Regions from separate parts of the Homo sapiens genome. Here region 1 is linked to region 2. The links are chromatin loops, found by intact Hi-C in ENCODE. Cell type or tissue: Calu3. All regions are shown on one strand. Each heading gives the region's core, and the rest is flanking DNA. Links, peaks and the distances in the headings are about the cores only. Region 1 has its middle 30 kb from the start of POU6F2. Region 2 overlaps VPS41 (VPS41 subunit of HOPS complex).

What was found. Hi-C counts contacts between places; a loop is a spot of excess contacts. Peaks named below come from ENCODE experiments on the same cell type or tissue, not always from the same donor. Only the 100,000 strongest peaks of a DNase experiment are listed, where the experiment ranks them.
Region 1: a loop joins it to region 2, with 2.8 times the contacts of the local background. A loop is called at or near these places in 30 of 110 quality-filtered maps.

What each region holds. Positions count from the first base shown.
Region 1 is chr7:38,946,072-38,948,994 of GRCh38, reverse strand. No RefSeq gene overlaps it. Among named protein-coding and RNA genes, the nearest start is that of POU6F2, 30 kb to the left of the region's middle. In Calu3, for the core only: no CTCF peak of the experiment used is centred there; a DNase peak (open chromatin) is centred at 1,254.
Region 2 is chr7:38,795,961-38,798,883 of GRCh38, reverse strand. VPS41 (VPS41 subunit of HOPS complex) reads left to right here. Exons shown (of 29, transcript NM_014396.4): 8 at 2,020-2,139. Among named protein-coding and RNA genes, the nearest start is that of VPS41, 110 kb to the left of the region's middle. In Calu3, for the core only: a CTCF peak has its summit at 1,784 (motif pointing left); a DNase peak (open chromatin) is centred at 1,783.

The DNA of each region.
Region 1 (2,923 bases), core at 139-2,638, 150 kb before region 2:
AATGTATCGGGTTTTGATCCTTTCAAAGAACCAACTTTTGGTTTCACAGATTTTCTATTGTTTATTCATTTTCCATTTAATTAAAAATTCTATTATTATCATCTTTATTATTTCACATTTTCTGCTTATTTTGGATTTTACTTTTCTTTTGAAACTTCAATAAATGGAAATTTAGATCATTGATATTAACCTTCTTTCTTTTCCAATATAAACATTTAGAGATAAAAACTTTCTAAGGACTGCTTTTTGCACGTCTCACAAAATTTGATATGTTTTCAATTTCATACAAAATGTTTTCTAATTTCCCTTGCATTTCTTCCTTGACCCATTGATTATTTGGAGTATGTTACCTAACTCCGAAATATTTAAAGATTTTTCAGATATCTGGTTGTTTTTCTGTTCTAATTTGATTCTGTTGTGGTTAAAGAACATATCTTGTATGATGTCAGTCTTTTAATGTATTCAGACTTGTTTCATAGTCCAGCATATAGTCTACCTTGTTACACATTCCATGTACACTTGAAAGTAATATGCACAGTTGACCTTTGAATAATTCAGAGGTTAGGGACATAGATCCCTCACACAGTTGAAAATCTGTGTATAACTTTTGACTTTCCAAAAACTTAACTACTAATAGTCAACTGTTGACCAGAAGCCTTATCAATAAAATAGTCAGCTTACACATATTTTGTATGTTATGTGTATTATACACTGTATTCTTACAATAAAGCATGCTAGCGGAAAGAAAATGCTATTAAGACAATCATAAAGAAGAGAAAATGTATTTACTATTCATTAAGTGGAAGTGGATCATTGTAAAGGTCTTTATCCTCATTGACTTCATGTTGAGTAAGCTGAGGAGGAAGAAGAAGAGGAGGGATTGCTGTTTCAGAGGTGAAAGGGGAGACAGAAGAGGCAGGCACACTCAGTGTAACTCTTCTTGAAAAAAATCCGTGTATAAGTGGACCAAGTAGTTCAAACCCCTGTTGTTCAAGGGTCAATTGTATTCTTCAATTGTTGAGTGTAGTGTTCTTTAAATGTCAATTAGGTTAAGTTGGTTGATAGTATCATTCAAATCTTTTATATCTTTCCTAATTTTTTTGTCTACTTATGTTGGAGGCCGAAAGAGTGAGGGTCGTGACCGACTCAGTATACCACTGGAGGCTATATGAGCAAACAGCAAACTGTTCTCATGAACGCAGGTTGTTGGCAAACTGACAAACTGCCTCTGCCACCCAGAAGGAATGCTGAGGGCAGTCAACCCCCAGGGGCAGTGTTTCTTGTGATTATCTACAGGCACAATTGAAGCTTGTTAGCAATCATGTGAACCTGTGATCAATCAAGCAGCTGACCAATCCTTACCTCCTCCTCCCTGCTCTTTCTACCCAATAAATACAAAGGGCTGTAGAAGCTCAGGGCTGCCTTTGCTCACTAGAAACAAGGAGCCCCCAACCCCTTTTTTTTTTTTAAAACAAATCCTTTTTCCTTTGTTTTCATTTCTGCATTTGTCCCCCTTCACTCAGTCCTGTAGTAATGGTCACATACTTATGCTTTTATGAAAAGGTTATTAAATTACCATCAGTAATTGTGAATTTGTCAATGATGTAAGTTTTTTTCTTGTGCATTTTAAAGTTCCATTAAGTATACACACATCCACTATTGTTATATCAACACATATTTTTTCTCTAATTTTCTCCATACTTACTCATCATGGAATGATTAATTTTTAAAGAAATTGTATAAACAGTAATTTCTCAATGTAAAGAATTTTTTTTTAAATACAGAGCAAAATAGCAAAGCCTGTCTACCTTCATTCTCCTCCACTTATCCATCTCACGTCTAATGCTATTAACATTTTGATGAAAAAATCCAGGCTTAAAAAAGCTTTCTTAAGCTCCCACCTTCAAGCCATAGTTTTACCCCAGGGAAAGTTTGAGACTGAGCTGTGTATCTTGGTCTGATGTTCAAAGTGATCGTTTTCTATGCCCTCCAACATGAACCAGGTTGTAAAGGGGAGCTTTGTAGTAGTTAAAGCCAGAGAAAAGTAACTAGAGAATTCCTCAATCTTGTGGTGACTGGTTTTCAGAACACGCTTTAGCTGTTGGTGATGTGCACGCCCAGTGAAATATCCCGGCTGACCAAACTAACGCAGGAGCAGAAAACCAAACACCGCTTGTTCTTACTTATAAGTGGGAGCTGAACAATGAGAACACATGGACGCGGGGAGGGGAACAATACACACTGGGGCCTGTAGGGCAGTCGGGTCAGGGGAAGGAGAGCTTTAGGAAAAATAGCTAATTCGTGCTGGGCTTAACACCTAGGTGATGAGTTGATAGGTGGAGCAAACCACCGTGGCACACATTTACCTATGTAACAAACCTGCACATCCTACACACATACCCTGGAACTTAAAATAAAAATAAAAATTAATAATAATAATAAAAGAAATATCCTGGCTGACATATGTGAGAGGCATATGTACATGAGGTTTTAAAATTAAAAACCACTTTGTATCATTCTATTACACTCTGTTAGTAAATATATTCTAGATTTGGATACTCTATCAATGGAATCAGTCAGTCTCCAATACTTAAGAAGTAGCCGTGTACTCATAAATTTAAGGGATCAGGGGACTCTTTAGTGAGTATTCTGTTTCCTCTTTTTAAAAATTCTGTGTATGCTATTTTCCTCTCCACATTTTGACTAAGAAAAGTCCTTAAATGAAAGTTAACCACCAGTAAAAGTTCTTAAATGGCCCTAAAGTCACTTACCACTTACCCTCTCTAGTTCTATGCTAAAGTTTGTTTTGCCTTTCCCTTAGCAAAACAAATGATGTGGAATATTTCTCACAGGAAGATGTATCAGTAGTCCAGGACATGAAAAATAACATAGAATTTTACTTTGCACTCCTGAAGATTGAGTG
Region 2 (2,923 bases), core at 266-2,765:
TTTTTAGCTTAAAATTTGGAGCATATTTAACTTTTTCAACACAGGTGCAGACTGTTCTCCTCTTAGTACTACATTGGTCATTTCTAGGTGGGAATTGGTGAGGGAAAGGAATTCGATGCTGTGTCCCACCCTGCTGTTCTCCCGGCCATCCTGCCAACCCTTCATTCCAGCAGGTGATTATTGAGCACTCACTGTGCTTCACCCATTTCGGACGATCACCTCCATCAGATCCAGGCCACAGATAGAAGATAGACATTTTGATCTTATCAATTCATCATGTTTAATTGTTGTGGCCAGGCGTGGTTGCTCACACCTGTAATCCCAGCACTTCGGGAGGCCAAGACCGGTGGATCACCTGAGGTCAGGAGTTCGAGACCAGTCTGGCCAACATGGTGAAACCCCGTCTCTACTAAAAGTACAAAAATTAGCCAGACATGGTGGTGCATGCCTGTAATCCCAGCTACTTGGGAGGCTGAAGCAGGAGAATCACTAGAACCCAGGAGGTGGAGGTTGCAGTGAGCTGAGATGGTGCCACTGCACTCCAGCCTGGGTAACAGAGTGAGACTCCATCTCAAAAATAAATAAATAAAAATAATTGTTTTTAGCTGCCTGTCTTTAGTGGGGCATAATCTTCTCTGTAGCAGGAACTGTATGCTCAGCCTTTCTCCCCCTTTCCTACATTTCTGGGGTCTGTTCTCTGTTTTCTGCAAATGGGAGGAAGAGGCTGAATCACAGTCTGGGGACACTCCCGAAGGCCTCTAACTGTGGGGGTAGGAAGGCATGGTAGTAGTGACTTCTGAATTGGAACCTGGGATAGGAGAGGACAGGGTGGGTTAGAAGGTCTCTGAGAATATATCTGATGGGAAGATGGGGCTAAGTATGGTCAGAAGAATCCCTGCCTCCAGTCTCCCTGTGGAAGTTGTGAAGTCACACAACTTCAAACTGTCGTAGCATTTTAAAGTAACTGTACTTTGCTTACTTGTGATGATGGACATCATATTTAATTTTAGGGATTTTATTTTGTGCTTCCTCTGCCTGTATTAGTCTATTGAGAAAGATATACAGGAAATACAAATAAAATGTGAATTTACTCTCTTTCCCCTGTTAACCTGTTTCCCCTGCCTCTTTTGGGGTGGGTAGAGGACATAAAATATACTAAGGTAGACTGAAATTGCTTGTAGTGGTAGGAATTTTAGTAATTCTGTTATGGAATCTGTTGTCAGCATTTGCTTTGAAAGGATAAACATGTGTTTCAGGATTGCATGCCTTAAGTTACATACTGTATAAATGTCTTTTCTTAAAGGATTTAAATGGAATATGTCAAGAAAAATATTTATTGTGTTCTTAATAATGTATGACTTCCTAGAATTACATCTTTATTAATCGTAGAGGTTTTTGACCAGTTATATTTTATATTAAAATTTATCCAGCAGGTTTTTTGAATGATAGAATCTTCCCGTTAAAATAAAGACCCTAGATACTATGAAATTTCTAAAGAAGCTTAATTCCAATTGTTTTTTTATTTTGTGACATGAATTACTGTTCAAAAGTCATTGTTCAATTATTTGAGTCAAATGAAAAACATAGACTGTTTCTATTACAGTTTAATCTGTGACTAATATCTTATTTTCAGTGAAAAACTTAAAAGAGGTTTTGATTTCCCAATTTACAAAATAAATTAGTTCCCGGACAATCATTTGAAGAACTTTTGCGATACAAATCTTTTGATTAACTAATGTGCATTATTTTCCATGAATCTTGGTGTTTTGGTGCCACCTTGTGGCTTGGCCTTGTAGTAACTTCAACACTCATCCATTTTAAACAACTTCCTGGGGAGAATATGATGTGCTAGGAATTCTTTCCAAGGTACAAATAACATACTACTGTAAGTCTACATTAAAGACGTCGAGAGTGACTTGTTTGTTATTTGGTCACGAGGATAGGTAAAACTAGTAAGTAAAGAACCTGATACATTATTTTCAGTTTCTAAGATTCTTTGTTTATGCTTTTTGTCCCTAGCTGCTACTGTTTGAACGGTCTTGGATGAACAGATGGAAGTCTGCTGTTCTGCATGAAGGGGAAGGGAACATAAGGAGTGTGAAGTGGAGAGGCCATCTGATTGCTTGGGCCAATAATATGGTAAAAAATATGCCTCTGTCTTCCTAATGCTTGTTCAGTGGCAGAAGAATGGCCAACTTGATAGGGCTGTAATGAAGGGAAAAGATGCCACTTGCTGTGGTGGTGATTTCTAAAGGGTGTAAGGACGATTGGTATCATACCTAGGAGGTTAAAGAAATTAGATTGCTTTTGGCTTTCATAATATAGTAATTCCCAACATATTCTGGAATCTATTTTAGAGTAAGAAACCTGAGGCATGGAGAGTAGCCAAGAAAATGAAAAGCTATCTTAATAATTGAAGGACTGCATTGGGAATGGGTCTTGAAAATATCATTTGCCTGTTGGCCAAAGGCAAGTAAGAGTTGATATGAAACAAGTGCAGAATATTGCTGATTTCTCTTTTACTCCCAGTATAATCATAGACAGAAGTATAGACCTGTCTGTAAGAAAGTGGATCGTAATTTTCAGTGCTGCATTTTAACTTAAAGTTTACTTGCTATGAATTGGGGCTAGTAGGAAGTTTTAAAAATGGTCTTTTTGACATCTGGCATATCTTTTGAAACATCAAGGTATAATTTAGTAAATCGGTTCTATTCAGTTTTAAATGGTAGAAATCTGCCTAGACTCTACCTTTTTATTCTGGACTTTTCTTACTTCTCCTGGGTCACGATGAAGGTAAAACAAAGCTGTGGTCTCTTGGTTCATTTTTAGTTAGCTGCTTGCCTGATGTTTTCATTTGAGAACTTTAAAATGTCAGATGTAGTTTTCTTTATATAGGTGGCTTTTCAGACTCAAAGCCTTTCTA